Regions from separate parts of the Mus musculus genome. Here region 2 is linked to region 1. Evidence: chromatin loops called from intact Hi-C (ENCODE). Cell type or tissue: left cerebral cortex. All regions are shown on one strand. Region 1 has its middle 54 kb from the start of Crp. Region 2 overlaps Cadm3 (cell adhesion molecule 3).

Region 1 (2,500 bases):
TTCTATATAAGGTAGAATATACACATGTTTCAGGTGTTAGGACAGAGACCACAGTTTAATTTATACATTGGACCTACAAGAAGAAATAGCTGAGACCTTAAAGAACAAAAATGTTGAAAACTTTTCAGGGTTAGTCTGGGCTATGACCAGCTCATGTCCTGTTGATATAGGAATGGATAGATTAACTCTATGTTCATGGATGTGGGGGTGATCGCAGCCCTACCACTGTCATAGCTAAACTGTTACTCCAGGTGCTCCAGCCTCACCCTTGCTCACTACCCCATCATAGCTGACTCCAAGGGGTTATCCCGAAGACGCTGGTGCAGGAAATATAGGATCATACTGATGACATCCCTAATATAATCAGATGGTACCACCTTTAGAGTTTGCCCTGAGGATTCCCTCTGTTCCTCTCATGTATCATAATTTTCTTCCTATAATTTTATCTATGATGCTTCCCGTTTGATCTTGTCATTGCCCATAAACATGTTCACCTCAGCCATACCCCCTCCATTTTGTCTGGGAAGCTTGCATTTCGCTCTCTAGATGAAGAATTTCAGCCATAGTTAAAAGGGCAAGGCATTTTGGATATGCATTTTATAAATCCTCTGTGGCAATGTTCCCTTTCTCATACCACCTTTATAGAGTGACTTTTCATCAGCCATGATCGGAGTGGGAGACTAGCTAGCCCTGAGCGGTAGGACTTCTGGTGAAGGCAGAAGTCTTCCATGTCTGCTCCGTCCTCTGTGGATCCCACTATGCACAGGAGGGTTCTGTTTCTTAAGAGTTTCACATGCTTCATTTTAATAAGAGTGTAGGTAGCTACAGGCAGTTAGTAACTACTATGTTAGACAGCACAGACCTAGACACTCCTCTCTGTTTAATGGAAAATGAGAGTAGGCTACAGGAGAGCATCTTCTCCATAGAACCTTACAACGAGAGCAAAACAAGGAAAGGTCTTCACTGCAATAAAAGAAGAACAAATCTGGAAGGTCTAAAAATTCCGCTGAGCTGCTTGGCCCAGTTTTTTTTTCTTCTTCTACCAGATGGCAAACAAGTTGCTAACAAATTGTTTAAGGGGAGCTGGAGATCTGTGGACTATGTTTTTATTCGTTTTACTGGGCAATGTTTCTTGTTACCATTTTAAGTTAGTTTACAGGGTAATGTGTTTCATGATGACATCTTTATACTATGTTGGCCTCCTACTGACCTCTCCTGACCCCCATCCCCCTCAGGCTGGTCCCTCTTACCCCACTAATGGACACTAATAGATTCTATAGATTCCCTTCTGCATTTATGTTACATGTATTACCAGCCACCCTCAGTTCTCTTTCTCCTTTTTCATGATCTCCTTTCTTGTCCCCCCCACCTCTCTCTCACACACACACACATTCACACACAGAGGCAGAGAGAGAGAGAGAGAGAGAGAGAGAGAGAGAGAGAGAGAGAGAGAGAGAGAGAGAGAGAGAGTCAGAGACACAGACACAGACACAGAGACAGGCACACACAGACACATAGACACACACACAGAGACAGATACAGAGAGACAGAGAGAGACAGGTACAGAGAGAGACACAGATACACACACACATGCAGAGAGAGAGAGAGAGAGAGAGAGAGAGAGAGAGAGAGAGAGAGAGAGAGAGAGAGAGAGAGAGAGGAATTTAAGTCCTGGTTCTACATATAAGGTATTTGTCTAGGTCTGGTTTATTTTGAATAACATAATGAATTCCAGTTCCATCCACTTTCCTGAAAATGTCATTTCATTTTTCCCTTATGGCTGAATAAAACTCCATTGTGTATATGTACAACATATTTTTTTTTATCCAATTATCTGTTGATGGATATCTAGACCAGCTTCGTTTCTTGCTATCATGGGTAGAACAACAATACACAAATACACATGGATATGCAGGTACCTCTGTGGTACATTGACTTGGAGTTCTTTGAGTTTATATGCAGGAATGGTATAGCTGAGCCATACCAAAAATAGTATTTTATCTCATTTTCCCCTGTATTGTTTGTTCTCTCTCTTGAATAGCAGTGAGCTCATCCATACTTGCTGTTTAGTTAAAAAACAGCCCAGCAAGCTCAGTATGTGCCTTTTGCTCATGTTGTCATGCAGCAAATATAAGACTACAGCAGGGCCCTTCCTGTCTAGATTATGAGGCCCAGGTCCTGAAGGCAGTCAGAGGCATCATGTTGGCTGTAGCATTTGATGTACTGCCAATTCAAAATTATGCCCAGAATGGATTTTATTTTAAGGATCTGAGATGGATAGAGAATTTATACCTTATCCAAGAGAAAACCCAGAATTAGGAGGATGCTTCATATTTGATGCAATCTAAGATGCATACCCATAAGAAGCATGTGGTTTCTCTCACAGGTTGTTGAGTGTGGCTGTCTCCCAGAAGGGAGGGATGTGTGGTAAGCAACACTGGGGGGTGTCCCTAGAGCATAGGTGAGGTCAAGCTCAAGAGGAGATTCTGAGGCTAAATAG
Region 2 (2,500 bases), 610 kb after region 1:
TCTTTGGCAGCCACAAATGTGCCACATTTACCAAACTCCTCCCTGTTGACATCCTTTGACAGCTACCAATGTATTCTTGTCCTGTGCTACATTGCTGGCTCACATCGCCTATTTCTTTTCTTAGATCCCTGTTTGCTAATACCTGTGTGACCTTAGGGAATAGCCAGAGGGAGGCGGGGCCTTAAGAGGGGAGTTAATTCTGATTCTGGGCCCCTCTGCTTTTTCAGGTGTGTTTCCTTTTTTTCCCATTAGGATGGGATTCTGTCCACAGTGAGATCATGAAGTCCTCACGGACACCCTCCGTTCCACCACTCAGGAACACTTCAGAACCCAGGAGCTCAGTCATGCTTTGGCTGCTGCTCTCTGATCTCTGTCTCCCTGTTCCCCTCCCTGTTTTCTCTCTGTCAGTGGGTTGCTGAGAGAAGGTTTTCCTTCTTGTTTCTCCCTATATTATTTCTGTTGCTGTCTAGTTTTTCCCTCCTGGAGCCTTGTTTGTCAAGAAGCCTCTTGGGCCTAAAGTCATTACTCTCTCCTGGCTTGATTTCACTCTCCTAAGAGGAGCAGAAGATGTAAGTGGAAACAGATGGGGGAAGGGTAGATTTCCACTCCTCCCCCATGGAACTTCTAGTATGGTAATTAACCCTTTGGTTTGGTACAAAGCCTGGGCCAGGGACTCAAGAGTTGAGGAGTGTATCATCTCATTATTAAAAGTACCTCAGAGTCAGGTTAGGAGAGACTAAGTCTGGATTCCAACAGGTTTTATGATGATGAATTTCACATACATCTTTTGGTTCCTTCCACAGCAGGTTGGAAACAAAAGGTTTTCCAGGCTAAATGAGGAGAAGCACCTTCAGGCTAGTTGACTAGCTCCTCTATCTTGGTGTGAGGAGGGAATTAAAATGAAAACCTGATCTTGGTGTAATACTCTTTTCTCATGAAAATTAAAAGTAAACAAAAATCCAGTCATTCGAAAACATTCTTTATATGCAAATGTTAGGAAAAAAAACTGTGAAGGTTGATCATGTTATGAAGGTAGGTGTGTGTGTGTGTGTGTGTGTGTGTGTGTGTGTGTGTGTGTGTGTGTGTGTGTGTTCTTAAGCCCCACAGTCAGATTCCATATTCTATCAGTATTTTCTACTGACCCCTAATGGCCAAAGCTGGTTACTCCTAAGATCATTCACTGTTAGGATGAGAAGAAAGCTTGCTCTGACTCTGGCACTTAAATGCAATAACTTTTCTCCTCTTTCTGTTAAAATTGATTTGCCCCAAATAGTTTCTCCACCATGACTCTCACAAGTATAGACTTTCAGAACTGACAAGGTCTTAAGTAGCAGTCAGTCCAAAACTGTTACGTATGTGTGTCTGTGAGCATGCCTACGTGCAAACTGCTGAACTACAGCCCAAGTGCAGTTGCTTCTTGTAACTATGAAAAACCAAACCGCCAAGAAGTGTAAGAATTCGAACAAGTCCCACAGGCAGTCAGCGGAGTCTTGGTTATAACTCTAGTCTGTTGTTCTTATCACCACATCATATAGAGTCTTGTGGGCTAGCTAACTTGGAGAGTCAGGTGCCACTATGGACTGTGATTTTTCTATCTGGTGACATCTATGCTCCTTCTAATCCTATACGTGGGAAGGACCTCAAACCTTAAGGGAAGTGAGGGAATATTAACTAACAGACAGGTTGGAGAAGTTGGGGTGAAATGAAGAAGAGATCTCTGCAGCTCTGTCAGATGGCATGGAGTCTTACCTACAGACTTCAGTTTCCCCAGAAGAAGAATTTGAAGGGCAGAGGCTATTGTTGTGTTGCTAAGAGCTAAAAGCAGTGGCCATGTGAATAAGACTGTAGTGTGTGTGTGTGTGTGTGTGTGTGTGTGTGTGTGTGTGTGTGTGTGCATGTGCAACACGCACATGTTTTTACATATGAATTCAAATGCTCTCCTGAATCTACCTGATGGAGCATGCCCTGTTCACAGTCATGGGAGCCGGCACTTGAGTGTGAAGTGGAAGAGAAAAGGGTTAGACTAGATGGGAGGAGAGAAGCAGAGGAGCGTGTCCTATTCTTGAGCTAGAAGGAAAAAACCTGAAGGCAGAAGTGGGCTTGCTGTAGGTTGGAGGGGTGGGGGGGCGGGAATGATCACAGACTTAGTTAAGATTCTGAGGAGCAGAGAGACTGGGAAGTGGGTGGCAGAGAAGGAGGTGGGGACAGCTGTTGCTTTGATTTGCTACTGAGTCAGTGTTCTTGATGCATTAGCACTGAGAGGGAGCCCTGGGCTGGCCCCCAACCAAAACAAGTCCCTCTGTAGCCAATATTGAGTTGTAACGAGGACAAATGCAGTTGGGAGACAAAGAGGAGGGACATCTGATCCCAAACAGCTCCTCGTTCAACTTAGCCCCTTCACAAGCATCTAGCATTCGGCACCAGCAGCCTGTGAGGGAGACAGAAGGCAGAGCAGTGAAGGACATCACTAACAATTTCTGGAGAACAGACTCTGTGTAGG

The links. A loop is a pair of places that touch in the nucleus more often than their neighbours do. Peaks named below come from ENCODE experiments on the same cell type or tissue, not always from the same donor. Only the 100,000 strongest peaks of a DNase experiment are listed, where the experiment ranks them.
Region 2: a loop joins it to region 1, with 5 times the contacts of the local background. A loop is called at or near these places in 2 of 42 quality-filtered maps.

The regions. Positions count from the first base shown.
Region 1 is chr1:172,750,426-172,752,925 of GRCm38, forward strand. No RefSeq gene overlaps it. Among named protein-coding and RNA genes, the nearest start is that of Crp, 54 kb to the left of the region's middle. In left cerebral cortex, no CTCF peak of the experiment used is centred here; DNase peaks (open chromatin) are centred at 1,001 and 2,256; H3K27ac peaks cover 393 bases.
Region 2 is chr1:173,355,739-173,358,238 of GRCm38, forward strand. The region is part of intron 1 of Cadm3 (cell adhesion molecule 3); the gene reads right to left. It also overlaps a transcript of Aim2 not described here. Among named protein-coding and RNA genes, the nearest start is that of Cadm3, 11 kb to the right of the region's middle. In left cerebral cortex, a CTCF peak has its summit at 1,164 (motif pointing left); DNase peaks (open chromatin) are centred at 1,313 and 2,213; H3K27ac peaks cover 974 bases.